2 separate regions of the Homo sapiens genome follow, and region 1 is linked to region 2. Evidence: chromatin loops called from intact Hi-C (ENCODE). Cell type or tissue: endothelial cell of umbilical vein. All regions are shown on one strand.

Evidence for each region. Peaks named below come from ENCODE experiments on the same cell type or tissue, not always from the same donor. Only the 100,000 strongest peaks of a DNase experiment are listed, where the experiment ranks them.
Region 1: a loop joins it to region 2, with 21 times the contacts of the local background. A loop is called at or near these places in 3 of 110 quality-filtered maps.

Annotation. Positions count from the first base shown.
Region 1 is chr7:20,516,094-20,524,093 of GRCh38, forward strand. No RefSeq gene overlaps it. Among named protein-coding and RNA genes, the nearest start is that of ABCB5, 96 kb to the right of the region's middle. In endothelial cell of umbilical vein, no CTCF peak of the experiment used is centred here; a DNase peak (open chromatin) is centred at 3,618.
Region 2 is chr7:20,154,380-20,162,379 of GRCh38, forward strand. It overlaps MACC1 (MET transcriptional regulator MACC1), which reads right to left. Exons shown (of 7, transcript NM_182762.4): 4 at 7,369-7,491; 5 at 3,825-5,866; 6 at 1-2. The coding sequence starts at 7,483. Among named protein-coding and RNA genes, the nearest start is that of MACC1-AS1, 16 kb to the left of the region's middle. RefSeq lists a silencer at 4,433-4,592. In endothelial cell of umbilical vein, no CTCF peak of the experiment used is centred here; no DNase peak of the experiment used is centred here.

The DNA of each region.
Region 1 (8,000 bases), 360 kb after region 2:
TGGGATTTTTGTAGGTTATTGCTTCTTTTAACCTTAACAGAAATTTCACATTAAATTAAATTTTCTGCTCATCATCACTGGTCATCAGAGAAATGCAAATAAAAACCACAATGAGATACCATCTCACACCAGTTAGAATGGCAATCATTAAAAAGTCAGGAAACAACAGATGCTGGAGAGGATGCAGAGAAATAGGAACGCTTTTACACTGCTGGTGGGAGTGTAAATTAGTTCAACCATTGAGGAATACAGTGTGGTGATTCCTCAAGGATCTAGAACTAGAAATACCATTTGACCCAGCCATCCCATTACTGGGTATATTCCCAAAGGATTATAAATCATGCTACTATAAAGACACATGGCACACGTTTATTGCGGCAGTATTCACAACAGCAAAGACTTGGGACCAACCCAAATGTCCATCAATGATAGACTGGATTAAGAAAATGTGGCACATATTATACACCATGGAATACTATGCAGCCATAAAAAAGGATGAGTTCATGTCCTTTGCAGGGACATGGAGGAAGCTGGAAACCATCATTCTCAGCAAACTATCACAAGGACAGAAAACCAAACATCGCATGTTCTCACTCATAGGTGGGAACTGAACAATGAAAACACTTGGACACAGGGTGTGGAACATCACACACTGGGGCCTGTTGTGGGTGGGGGTTGGGGGAGGGATAGCATTAGGAGAAATAGCTAATGTAAATGATGGGTGCAGCAAACCAACATGGCACATGTATACCTATGTAACAAACCTGCATGTTGTGCACATGTACCCTAGAACTTAAAGTATAATTTTTAAAAAATTTAAATTTTCAAATGAAAATTCCATTTCTATAGTGGCCAAAAGCCTTTATATAAATACAGTAAAATGTATTTTCTTTTGACAGCCAAAGCACTGCCAGCAACAGCGTCTATGCCAGGAAGGAAATTAAATATTTATTTCAGGAAGGAGAATATTTAATTTTGTTGTGCTTTTGGATTATGATTAATCAAAAATTCCAAATGTGTTCTTATGTGTAGCTTCTGAATATCATCATCTTCTTAACAAAATTAATAAGAATAGACAAAATTTATTAAGAATGATTAGTAGAATGGAAATACAAAGTGTTATGAAAGGGACAAAATTTTCTGTTTATTACCTTCTATTATGCAAAGCAATTAGACACTTTTGTGCCATAAATTTAACATTTGTCCTATGTTTCCAAACTCAGCCATTCCCAAATTTTTAACTGTGTACATCCTTCTGTGAGGGAGCCCAATGGTGACAATATAGATTAGATTTTGAGAATTAAAAATAAAAGGTTAAAAATTTATTTTAGCAATAGAAACACATTCTGTACCTTGGCCAGTTCTAAGCATTTTTAAGATCCTTTAAAAGTAGTATCATCAATTATCAGATATAGGCAGATTGAAATCAGATATTTTTAGCCTCCCAAATTAGCAACAAGAAAAGTCAGGTAATTTCCAATACTAGAGATAACCTGAGGAACTAGTTTCTCTCATCCATTTGGGTGGGAATTTAATTTTGTCCAATCTTCTTGTAAAATAAAATTGAGAATATTTTCTAAGAGTCACAAAAATATTCATGTGATTTGACCTATCTCTATCTCTGAAATATGAAAATGGGAAATTTCATACATAATCATTGAAGAACTATTTTAATAAAAAAAGACATAAACTACCAAGAGTAGATGGTATGTACCAGTTATATATATATATATGTATGAAACCTGTAAAATAATATAGAAAAATGCCTAAAAAGACAAAGTTAAACCACAAGATCCTAATTTACACACATACATGATTACAATTTTATTTACAAATATATAAAAAGAAACATTTCAAAATCTTAGCAATGATCACATTTGGGTGGTAGCAGGGCTATGAATAATTTTTATTTTTTCTTTTTTTATATATTGTATAATAAACATATAACCTTGAATTCAGAAAAATTGAAAACAAAAAATAAAAGAAGTAGAAACATGTGATCTAAGTTTCAGTGTAGCCATAAATTCAATTTTTTCCCTTATATGAATGATATCACTATTGATTCTTAAGGCTTATATATTGTATTTAGAAGCTCTTAGTATATTGATCCACCTCATGACATTGATTAATAATTGAAAAGAAAGACAAATAAAACTAACAAGCACGTCTAGTGAGTTAGTAGAGACAGCAAGTGATTAATTTTGCTTTTTATTTCATGCGTTACACTGAATAAGACTGAATCCTTGGTAGAACTGAAGCATTTTTTTCAAATGATAAAATCCAACCCTCAGACACAGTCAGGATAGGATATCTCTAACGGTTTAGTTTTGCTCTTCAAATAGTGACCAATCCCAAGGAACTCTGAGATTTGTTCACGTTACTTAAAGACGTAGTCCAAGTGCATACATAAAAGTTAATTATATTTAAAAATAAAATTAATTTCCGGGCCAAATTTGATGTAATTTATATTACAAATTTCTGTGGAGATATATAGGTCTTGGTGTCTAATGATTCTATTAGACACTCTGTTCTGTGTTTTTTTCTATTCTTAAGTTATATTTGTAATACACTGATGATGTTAAAATTATATTCTTTTCAGGGCAATCTCAGAAGATCATTTAAAAATATAATTAATAATTATTTGCACTAAAAATTGAAAATACTAAATACCAGAATAACAATTACAGCATAAACTATTTGAAGCCAAGATAAGAGTGTTTTTTTGTTTTGTTTTTGTTTTTTTTGTTGTTTTTTTTTTTGAGACGGAGTCTTGCTCCGTCGCTCAGGCTGGAGTGCAATGGTGCAATCTCAGCTCACTGCAACCTCTGCCTCCCAGGTTCAAGCGATTCTCCTGCCTCAGCCTCCCGAGTAGCTGGGATTACAGGCGCCTGCCACCACACCTGGCTAATTTCTGTATTTTTAGTAGAAACAGGATTTCACCATGTTGGTCAGGTTGGCCTTCAACTCCTGACCTCAAGCAATCCACCGGCCTCAGCCCCGCAAAATGATGGGATTACAGGCGTTAACCACCGCACCCAGCCGATAAGAGTCTTCTAATAGAACCAATTGAGAGTTACGGAGTTAAATTTCCTAGAGGCTTATAAAATTAGAATGACTTATAACCCAATGGTGACATCTATTGGAAAACCTCCCTAGATTTAATATTCTCAAAAGAGTTTATTAAATCTAGAGTTTACTTGCTTATTATTGACCAATTAATCTAATGTATGTAATTCCGCTACTACAATCTTTGTTTCTATCTCTGTAACTTCCTGATATCCTGATTGGACCTTTTATGAGGGTTTTGGGGTATTATTTTAATATTAAATTTTTCTTTTTATAAAAAAGTATGGTTTTGTTATTTGGTCGCTTAAACTTTTACCTTTTTATTTGATTAAACTTCTTAAGGTATTACATAGATTCCTCTGCCAAAATGCACTTCAAAATATTTTGCATTTATAACTGACATTTGGGATTTATTTAAGGCAAATCTAATAGTATTCAGGATTAGCCAGTTATGATCATCAGACTGGTAAGATAATTTTCAGCTCTTAAGCAAGTCACTGAGTTCCTGAAGCTCAGTGGAGGAGTGAAATACAGCTCTGGGAACAAAGTCAAGTCCCCAGGGTAAGGTCATCCTGAAGTGGTAAAGAATAAGGAAAGGCAGGGATAACATCAGGAAGGAAGTTTTTCTGTGGGTCTTGAGAGGATGCTTTTGTGCAGGCTTGGTGGGACACACTAGAATACACACAGGCATTGAGTGAATTGTCTATTGTCTCTGTGTTTGTGTTTCTACGCACTGTCTGTGAGCCCATGAAAGGAGGGGCTGTGCTAGTTTCTGGTCCACACCCTTTAGTCACAGTATATAACCTCTCGAGGTGGCTGCTACCCCACTGGCATTCAATAATATTATTGAACAAAGTGATTCCATTTCATCTTTAATATTCCATCACCGTATTTGCTTTAAAACCTAGATTGTTTACACTGGTTCTTATTTACTATTGCCAACCCCATCCCCATCCCCAGAATGACTATAACTGGTATTTATCTGCCAATGGAGCCTGGAAACAAATACAACCACCTCCTTATGCCCTCACCCGCAAAAACAGCCCTGTCAAGCTGCAAGCCAAATAAAGCAAATACAATTTAATAACCATTTTTTTAAAGCTGCTAAAAAAAATAGAAGGGACCTTGTTTTTCAAGTTAATTAAACCTCTGTGTTACATAGGTTGTATGAATAAATTTAAATTTTACTTTTTGCCTGTGATGGCAATTGCAAATTGGCCTAAATACTTGGTGATAAATAATTCTTTTCTATTTTCTGTGTACTAAGGATTTACTCTGAGTGCCTAAATATGATGATAATTCATCCAAAGGTAGAATCCTAGCATTCCTAATCAGAGCAAGGTCAAGAGCATTTGCAGCTTGTACTCTATATAGCTACACTTGCCTTTTTCCCATGCAAGTGTTGAATTTCTGAAAAACAGAAATAAATTAAAATATTAGATGGGATATTTAACATAATATGCAAAGGATTGATGATATTAAGTAATATACTAATTTTCATATTACTTTTAATCTAGATGTACTGAAAATATAATTTTAGTGGCTTTATAAAAAGCACTGACGTAAGCAAAAACTATTTGGGGATAAATAATGAAAAGACATTTCTACAATTTATATGCAAGGAAAGCCTTCAAAGAGGTTGAAATATCTAAAGTCTTGCAAAGTTGACTCGATTAGTCATGACAGGCTATCTGTTGTAATAAACAGCACCAATATCTCAGCTCACATTCCTTCGCAGTCATTCGGTTTTTTCCAGTTAGTGCTTCCACCATCCCCTATGGCCTGAAAGTCTTTGCATCCTCACCATCCACTGCTGTATGACAGAAGAGAGCAAGTGTGGAAGAATCTATACATTTATAGGGGTCAGGTGATGTGTCCAACATACTTGAATTCTAATTCAAAATAATTTTTTATTTAGATGGGGCTACATTTAAAGGCTTTATAAAGTAAGTCAATATAAAGAGAACCATGAGATAATTAACAATTATCTATTGTTAATATTGAATTTCACTGATAAGGCAAAAACAAATTTTAAAGAAGTTTGTGAATGACTGAAATGTGGCATCTAAGGTCCATTCCAGGTCAAAATTCTATTACTCCATGACCTGGGTCTGATTTCCCCCACATTCCTCAGTTTCAGGTAAGTCATTTCTAGTTAAGTCTATGTTCCTTGGCCCATGGTTTTTCTGAGCAAAAGTTATGGATATGTTCAGTTAATGGTGTATCCTCAAGATGCAATAGAACCAAGAGGAACTATAAGCATGTGGTACACTGACCACAGTCTGAAGGATCAGTATTTCCATTTCCCAAACATGCTGTGACCTAGAAGTTGTTAAGAAACACCAAGATATGTATATAAACAACCCCTAGACCTGATTGGTTTTAAAGCACCTTATAGCAGAGATGATAGTTTCCTTTTTTCAATGAAACGTCAGGTTTGAAAAATCTAGAGAAATCCATAAAAAAAGCAAAGTGAGGCATTATACATGAGTCATGACATTTTTGACATTTGCTTAAAAGTTCCTGCTTGGCCTAACAGAATAAACTCAGAAGACTTCTGGCTAAGGGTCATCCACTGTTATGGGCTAATTATCTCTCCCCCAAATGTATATGCTGAATCCCTCATCCCCCACATTACCTCAGAATGTGACTGTATTTGGAGATAAAGTCTTTAAAGAGGTAGCTAAAGTTAAATGAGGTCACTAGGGTGGGCTTTAGTTTGAGATGACTACTGGTTCTTGCAAGAGATTAGGATATAGACCCTCAGACAGGAAAACATGGGGAGAAGATGGCCATCCACAAACTAAGAGAGAGACCTCAGCAGAAATTGACCCTAGTGACACCTTGATCTCAGACTGACTTCTAGCCTCCAGAACTATAAGAAAATGAATATCTGTTGTTCAAGCAACCAAGTCTGTGGTTCTTTTTCATGGAAGCCTTAGCAAATTAATACACCTGTGTTTACTAAAATTCTACACCTCAGTGTTTTAGAACACATGGTCTTCCAACTCCTGAAGTTATTTCCGTTTTCTCTAGAATAGATTAAATGATCATTGTGAACTAAAGACAGCCATCTTATCCAAGTAACTTTTTTTTCTTTTTAACGGTTCAGAGATTAGTCACGGCTATAGATTATTGAAGCTGAGCCCATAGTTTCCCAATCACTACGGCACTCTTCCAGGCATCAATACAGAATTGGGTGTTTAGGGTAGGCTTTAAGATACACAACAAAAATCTCACTTAGAAATCCTTTGTACCACTATCCTTTTGTCTTGAGAGGAATCCCTCTGAGAGACTTGATTCCCAAGTAATACTTAGGTCTATATGGCCGTATGCTAGGGATTCAGCCAATTTGCAGAACTCTCCTAAGTTTAGAGGCTGATCCTCAGAGAGACGTTATCTTTAGAGCAAAAGTCTCTAAAGCACAATTTAGTAAACCACTGTTCACTATGAGTATCCCAAACAGAGAAAGAGGAGGAGAGGGAGGCTGGAAAAGTTTGAATCTGTGTCCCTTTATAAGAGACAATTTAATGTTATTTCTATCCAAAAAACATAAAGAAAAAGTAAGTCTTGAAAGTGGGACACAACATCACACTGAATGGGCAAAAGCTGGAAGCATTTCCCTTGAAAACTGGCACAAGACAAGGATGCCCTCTCTCGCTACTCCTATTCAACACAGTATTGGAAGTTCTGGCCAGGGCACTCAGGCAAGAGAGAGAAATAAAGCACATTCAAACAGGAAACAAAGAAGTCAAACTATCCCTGGTTGCAGATGACATGATCCTATATCTAGAAAACCCCATCATCCCAGCCTAGAAGCTTCTTAAGCTGACAAGCAACTTCAGCAAAGTCTCAGGATACAAAATCAATGTGCGAAAATCACTAGCATTCTTATAAACCAACAACAGACAAGCCGAGAGCCAAATCACTAACAAACTCCCATTCACAATTGCCACAAAAAGAATAAAATACCTAGGATTGCAGCTAACTATGAAGGTGAAAGACATCTACATGGAGAACTACAAACCACTGCTCAAATAAGTCAGAGATGACACATACAAATGGAAAAACATTCCATACACATGGATAGGAATAATCAATATTGTTAAATTAGCCATACTTTCCAAAGCAGTTTATAGATTCAATGCTATTCCCATTAAACTACCATTGACGTTCTTCACAGAACAGAAAAAACTATTTTAAAATTAGTATGAAACCAAAAAAGAACCCAAATAGCCAAGGCAATCCTAAGCAAAAAGAACAAAGCTGGAGGCATCATGCTACCCAACTTCAAAGTACTCTAAAGGGCAACAGTAACCAAAACAGAGTGATATTTGCACAAGAATAGACACATAAACCAATGGAACAGAATGGGGAACCTAGAAATAAGACTACACATCTACAGCTATCTGATCTTCCACAATGCTGACAAAAACAAGCAATGAGGAAAGGATTCCCTGTTCAACAAATGGTGCTGGGATAACTGGCTAGCCATATGCAGAAGACTGAAAGTGGACTCCTTCCTTACACCATATACAAAAATTAACTGAAGATGGAACATAGACTTAAATGTAAAACTTAAAACTATAAAAACCCTGGAAGACAACCTGGGCAATACCATTCAGAATATAGGCACAAGCAAAGATTTCATGACAAAGACATCAAAAGCAATTGCAACAAAAGCAAAAATTGCCAAATGGAATCTAATTAAACTAAACAGCTTCTGTACAGCAAAAGAAACTATCAAAAGGGTAAGCAGACAACCTACAGAATGGGAGAAAATATTTGCAAACTATAAAACTGACAGAAGTCTAATATCCAGCATCTATGAGAAGCTTAAACAAATTTACAAGAAAAATACAAGCAACCCCATTAAAAGCTGGGCAAAGGACATGAACAGACACTTCTCAAAAGAACACATACAAGGGGCCAAC
Region 2 (8,000 bases):
GCCTGCAGCAACAATTACATGTCACAATTAAAAGCAACTAACTTGGGCTTTTCTCTCTATAAATTGGAATTTTTATTACATATTCTACAAATGGGAGTCCTTTTTTTTCACTACACGTATAATCGAGTTTTCTAAAGCTCAAGGAGTTGATTCACATTTAAGCAAATTCTATAAGCAAACTACAGTAGACATAACTAAGCCAGAGTTAGGGGAGATTTAGAACTAATTCAGTGGCTAATTATAGGACCTTGGATAAACCACTTAACTAATATGTGTCTTTGTATCTTTAATTGTGAAAAAAGGAAGTTAAATTACACACTTCCAATGGTACTCTGAAGTTCCGGCAGTCTCTAATTTATCACTCTAGGATTAGTTATTTACTCACAAGAAATAAAGCCTCGTTCTAGGAGAGGATTGGCTACAAGAATTTCTTTAAAGTGTATGTGAACTGGTGATGGTAAATATTATTCTATTTTCACCAAAATATGACTTAAAACATCCCAGAATCATGCCTGCTGTGTTTAAAAAAAAGAGACACTCCTTCAACTTTGAACAAAGCTATTGATGTTTATAAGTTTAAAATATATATATATAAATTTATTAAAAATACTCTCCCTCATCACCAATATAATGGTATTAAACATAAAGTACAAGGTATTAAAGACAAAACACCTAGTCTTCTACAATGCAAAATAGAAAACCATCAGGCTCTTACCTAACCATGCATGTTTCAAACAAGTCTACAAGTTTGTGTTTTGCCTTGAGTACCATTTTTAAAATATGGGATTACATCTATCTATACCTCTTCTTTGTTCAAATGAGCAAATAGAGTAGCTCCCCCTTAGGAGGGGGAATCCAAGGAGATCCAAGAATCCAAAGGAGTCACATTTCAAGGCTGTCCAGTGGATGCCTGAAACTGCAGATAGTACCAAATTTTATACACACTGTGTTTTTTCCTATACATACACACCTATGGAAAAGTTTAATTTATAAATTAGGCGCAGTAAGAGATTAACAACAATAACTAGTAATAAAATATAACGATCATAACAATATACTCTAATAAATGTTATGTGAATGTGGCCTCTCTCTTTCAAAATACCTTATTGTACTCTACTCACCTATTTGTCAATCATGGTTGATGGTAGGTAACCCAAACCACAGAAAGTGAAACTGTGGATAAGGGGAACTACTGTAAACATGTTTGGTAGCCCCTCATTATTTAATGGCACTTTGGAGCTTTATCTACCAATATGAAACAATAAGTTAAAATGAATAAGCAAGTAAAGCAACTATGAAAGTTGATAGCATGTTCATTCCCCTGAAAGTATGCAATTAGAAGGACTACCCATGGTTTTGATACATAAATGGATCCATACATTTATACTGAAGAGTTATAGCCTCAGTGAGAAACAATACTGAGCTAGCGGGCCCCTGATGGTGCTTTTAGTAAACTGTGGAGTGGGGTTACTACTTTATATTCCAGTTTCTTGTTTTAGGGAAAAGATCTGTACTTGGAGCCATAAAACCTGAGTTTAAAATCCAGCTCCACATAGTATAAGACTTTACATGCATCACACAGTATCTCTATTTAATGATTTTTAAAATCAATGTAGTGTTAATTCCACTTTGTCTAAACTTCCATAATCATTGTGAAAATCAAATTGGATGCTGAAGTGCTTTAGAGAGTGTCAAGTATATAAGGACAGCCAGTCTCAATGTCAAGAGATGACTGAAGGGTTTGGATCCCACAGTCTTTTTCAGCTTATCGGGTCGCTCCCTGCCACACCAAATCAATATACAATCCTAGAAAAATGTATATTTACTATGCAAATAAAGTTTCAAGAGACAACTCTATACCCCATGCTCCATCACCTGCCAGTCAGAGAACCAGGCCTGAGCCTCTTCATACAGAAATCCTGAAACCTCCACTAAAGCTTGGAAGCTCCCCGCTTGAATGGAGTCTCTACTAGATTTTCTAATTAGCCGCTTGAGGCACTCTGGTAATTATCATACCCCAAAATATACAGGTATGATCAGGCTTGAACTTTCAGACCATCATTAATGACCTTTGGCCATTACAACATTTTTAGGCCACTAAAAAAACAAAAGAAATTAATTTTCCAATTCAAACCTTTGCAGGTGAATGTTAAATATGAGCTATGAGAGTTAATGAGCTATTACAAAATGCACACGCAGCTTCCACCAGGTAGAGCAGCTTCTAACATTCAGTCTCCAATAGTTCTGAATGTCCCAGGGTAGGTAAGAATGCAGCACACCATAAAAAATCTATCAACTTAGCAACTGGATATAGGAGCTTTTGAATTTCAACTTCTCTAAGTATCACTGTAGAATCATCAAAAATATTGAAAGAGAGATAATGTTATATATATTTATTTATTATATGAATCATTGTTAATGCCACAGATTAAATTTGTTCTCCAAATATTTTCTACTTCTTTTGCATCTTGATTAAAACTTTGCTCCTTTGCATGAACCTGCCTATATAATTTTATTTACCTTCTACAGAGCACCAGCCTTTCACAATTATAATATTTAATACAAATACCTACACATACACAGTACTTATACAAACATTTTTATACACACACACATTACTTTGTTTCATGAAGGCATAGTGGCTTTACGCATGATTTTGAAACCAAAAAATATTCAAATCCCATCTATAAGAATAGGCAACTGTAGGACGTGGGCAAATTGTCTAACTTTTTAAGACTTGGTTTCTTCGACCTATAAGATGAAGATACTAGCTATACTTACCCCATAGAGTTGTTAATGGCTAAATAAGCACTAGAGAAGCATTAACAATCATTTTTATTTTTACACTCATGTTTTAACCATTTTTAGAAATATGATCTTGATTTTTTTTATTTTTATAAAATATTGAATTTCTACTTTAAAGGTAAAAAGTACTTTGTAATTCTACACTGAGCCTTCCACTGGGTTGAATACTACACTAAAGAATTTGGCACTGGGAGTCCTATTAAAACATGAGGATTAAGATGAGAATTACTAATATTATTGTTTAGGCTGTAATGCATTGTATACATAAGAATATTAAATTGCTAAAGGATATTGGTAATACATTAAAAAAAAGAAACAGCCAGGTGTGGTGGCTCATGGCTGTAATTTCAGCACTTTGGGAGGCAAAGGTGGGAAGATTGCTTGAGGCCAGGAGTTCAAGAGCATCTTGGGAAACATAGTGAGACACTCATCCCTTAAAAAAAAAAAAAAAATACCCAGGCATGGCGGCACATGCCTGCAGTCTGAGTTACTTGGGCAGCTGAGCCCTGGAGGTTGAAACTGCAGTGAGCTGTGATCGTGCCACTGCACTCCAGCCTGGGCAACAGACCGAGACTTTGTCTCAAAAAAAAAAAAAAAAAAAAAAGAAAGAAAGAAAAAAATCCCACACACACTGAAAAGTAGATCCCTAACAATGGCCAAGTTAGTTCTCTTTAGTTTGCTTTCATGTTATGGAGCCTCTCTGGTATCTTAAGAGTTGTCTAAATATTTGAGACAGGAAGAGAAGTTGTATCTGAACTGTTAAGCCCAGCACAAACAGAACTTTTTATTTTCTTTTAAAAGATGATCCTGGTTTTTGGGGAAATCACAGTTGAATCTCAAGTTTAAGAAACCAGTTTTATGATCATGTAGGAAAAACTATATTTGCTATAAAGTGTCTTTAATGTATTTAAGACTGTTGAATTTTTAAACATTTCTCCTCTCACATGTTCAGTTATAAATATTGTCAAGTTAATACAATTCTCGATGGCAATTCATTACCATGATCAAGCAATACTCACCACAATAAGTTCATACAGAAACTTCCTTGTATTTCTCTCTGTGTGGCAATCTTCCTTTAACTTCTTTATAACATAAGAAACTTTCTCTGATTCTTTGTCTGCTTGAATTTGATCAAAATCTTCCAGGGACAGATGTGAGTAACCCAGGACATCAGCTAAAACTTTCCAATCATAAACTTTTTCTGACACCAAGGTTAATACAACTGAGTAGATATAAGTCAATTTTTTTAAAGGCAGGACAATCTGTTCAAGAAGATTTCTGGTTGTAAAGACACTATCTGACATAAACATTACTTGCTCCTTTGAAATCACCTTGACATTTTTGCAGTGTACAAGTCCAATCTTACCTCTGAGGACTCCTACATACCATTCTTTCACTTTGGACTGACCAATAGCTTTTACCTTACCTTCCCCGAGGAGAGCTATTGTGTCCCCTTTGAAATATTCAAGGAAGTAATCAATCTTGCTTTGTCTTAGCACTGCCTTCAGGGTTACCCCATAGTTGCTAAAGTTCAATGTTTTATCTTGAAATGTAGGATATTTAACAAGAATTTTTGGTGATAAAGGAGCAGACTTGATTTCCTCCTTCTTCTGCAAATAGCCTGGCAGATTCGAGAGTCTTTTTAGGTTTGGGGTTGGATCAGGAGTAGTGATAGAGAACTGTGCAACTGGTTCACCATTGGGAGGCTCCACTTGAACACAAAAATCAAACAAGTGCATCTCTCTGTGCTCAACTAAAGAAAATAAAAATTGTTGATGAACTACTTCACCTGCTTCCAACTGCTTTTGTTTAATTTCTTTCCTTTCTCCTTCTGTCTTTACTTCAAAATCAGGATCACAGGAAAAAATAGAAATACTTAAATCTTGTGGCTTGTCAAGTAAAAATGACTGCTTCCCCCAGAGCTGAAACACAACTGGAGATATGTTTTTTCCACCCTTCTTAATATCAGAAATTGTAAGCTGTCCTGGCATATAATTGTGTCCACAAACTGTTAAAACAACAGTAAAACTGGGATGGATATATTTGGGTCCATAAATTCCAATTGAGGTGGTTTTGTGGATATAATCCCAAATGGTGGCAGCTGGTGACGGAAGAGCTTTAGCTTGTGCAGCAACCACTAGATACATTACCTGACTCAAGTCGATTAGCTTGACTTGGATGGTGTCTTTATAAATGTAGCAGTTGCTTAAAACTTTAAAAGGGCCTTCTTTACCCAAGCTGTGTAAACACACCATTTCTGTCATGACTTGGCTGAAAGGATCCTTTCTTACTTCAGCCCCAATTTTCATCTCCAGCAAAAGGGCTTCCATTGTATTGAGGTTGCCTAACATGATTTCCAACAACGGGCTCACAGTGCACGAAAGATCATGGTTAAGCATGTGTGGCGGATCAAGGAAAGCCCTTAGAGACACCTCTTGGAATTCTCCCACAGCCACATGACCTTGGGGCACATGAACAGTGATGTCTGATTCAGGTAATTGTACTGACCCTCCTTGATGGTTTACTTTGCAAGCTATGGTGACCTCCGCAAGTTGTGTCTGGGCCCATCCAGGGCTCTGACTAATTGTATTCAAATCAAGGCAGGAGCGGGCCAGCTGGCGTTGACTTAACCAAGCCATTTTATAAGCCTCCCGATCATTTTTAAGCCACTCTAAGTCGTGTAGTAGGATCTGGTCAGAGTTATGTATACTCTGATGGGCATGTGCTGTGTCGTCTAAAATGTCCAGAAGTTCTGAAACACTTTTAGATCTTCCAGAATTTCTTGAGGAAGTCTGCCTAAGTAACTGATGCACATCAAGTTCATCACCGGAGGAATCAAAAGAATTTCCATTTTCTATTTCTCTACAGAAAAGAAAAGGATCTTCCTTTAAGATGGAAATATTATTTCTCTTCCTGTTATTTCTTAGTTGAGTTATGTCATCCAAAAATGGGTTAGAAGCAGACAGTTGATTCCAGAATGGATTTGCAACTTTGGAAGCATTATTACCACGAAGGGTGAAAGCATCCGGCCAATTGTGAAGCAAGTCTGGGTCCTGGCATTCTTGTTATTTAAGGAAAGACAAAGCAAAACAAAGATAAGGTGGCACTGTGAGTTACAATCAAGATTAATTTTTCCCATAGCTTAAAAATTCAGGACTTACTTTTCATTTTTCTTTCTGATCTCTAGTCTACTAGCTAACATAAACTCAATGTTAAATTTGCTCAAATTTATATGTAATGAGAGAAGAATATTTTTTCTACCAGGTTATTTTTTGAACATATGTAATGTTATTTTAAGACATCATGATTTATAAACTAAACAAATAAATATTTAATATGACCTAATAATATATTTAACACATTTTCTTGAAAATGACTCAGACTAGCATGTGCTTATGCTTTATTATTTTATGTATCATGTTTACAAAAGCAAATTTCTGGTCAAATAGAATAAATCAGTTATTCAATTATCCATATTTTTCTAAGCACTGAATTGTTGGTTTCATTACATTCAGAATATTAATTTAATATTTTCCTTTTCAGATAATATTGAATATGTAGAAAATATCAAATACATCTGTTAATATTTAAAATAACGTTTAAAACAATATGCTAAGTTAGAAAGTCATTAATTTATTAGATAATTCTATAATTTTGTATTGAAATGTTATTAACATTTTTCAGGAAAAGGAATTCATAAAATGAACATTGAAAATTTAGACCACCATTGGTTTTATTGATCAAATGAATTCATTGCACTCAAGCTTGCAATGGCAAATAATAATTTTACCACTAGAAATTGAAGCATTATTATTTTGGAAAGTAAGTGTCTTAAGAATTTGTAACATTAAAATATTTACATTTCTATTATAAGAATTTCTAGATATCTCACAACATTGAAGCCATTTTTTGTTTGTGTAGAGCAACTCGTACTTGGTCATTTCTTAGTAAATAATTATAAAGACTCTGTAGACTTTGTGAAGCTAGTGCTGCTTTTAGAGACAGGCAGAAGAGCCAACCAAATTTTCAGAAGTTCTACTGAAAAAATAATTCAAGCAAACTGTCAGAATTTCTTTTGTTTAATATACATAGAAACATTACCTTAATTGAAATGTTTTTAAGTGTTATATGCTAAAAATTAGAAGACGGATTTTGAAAAATAAAGGTGGCATTTCTCTTATATTCACACTTTTCTTTAATACAATTACCCCTAACTCTCTTAAAACTTACTTTTCCTCTGAGGATCAGGTTAATTTTTTGATGCTCCATGAAGATTTCCTAGGTCAATCAACCTTCAGAGAGCCTTTTTACCCCCAAATTCATTATAGTTATTGCATATAACACTCATTTATTAACAACATTTTTCCTTTTTATAATATTTATCATAATCTGTTGGCTGTGCTATTTTATTTTGCACATCTTTTTAACTATTTCTATGATAAAAACAAGATTTTATAATTCTTTTCATCTTCCAGCATTTTCAGAGGTAGACCTTCAACAATTATTGGTGATGAATTTCATATACTTACATGGACAAATCACAACAGTTATAAATTCCCATACCTGTAATATTGCAACTTTTTGAGAGTTTTCCAGCTTCCATGTCAATCAAATTTGCTTCAGACATACTTTGTGCAATTCTTCCTGACCGAAAATGTTTTCTTTCAGTGATTAGCATTTTTCCACCTACAAAGTAAATAGATAAGTATTTTTTGTAAGCATACATATACAGGCTGGCAGAGAAAATAAACTCAAAGACATCATACGTATTTCTATAAAGAACTACATGTGAAAATCCTCTATATAAATCTTCTACTCCTGGTAGGATACTCGACTAGATATACTAAAATATGTGTTAGCACTCCACTAAAAAATGATCAAATTCCAGATTAATACCAATAACCAAATCTGGAAATATATTACTGATCCCATATAAAAGCAATTAATGAGAATTCCAAGGACAACAACAACAACAACAAAAAAGTAAGTTGAAAACTAAGTAAATAAACATTTCCTGTTTGGCGATTGGAGGACTAAATATCACAAACTAAAAATTTTCCCCTAAATCCTTGTATACATTCGATGCAGTTCCATGAAAAATTGCACGTAAATGTGTATGTGTATTTGTTACTTCTTTTTTAATAGTTAAAATTTTATTTATTTCTCAATGGATAAAATTGTATGTATTTATTGCA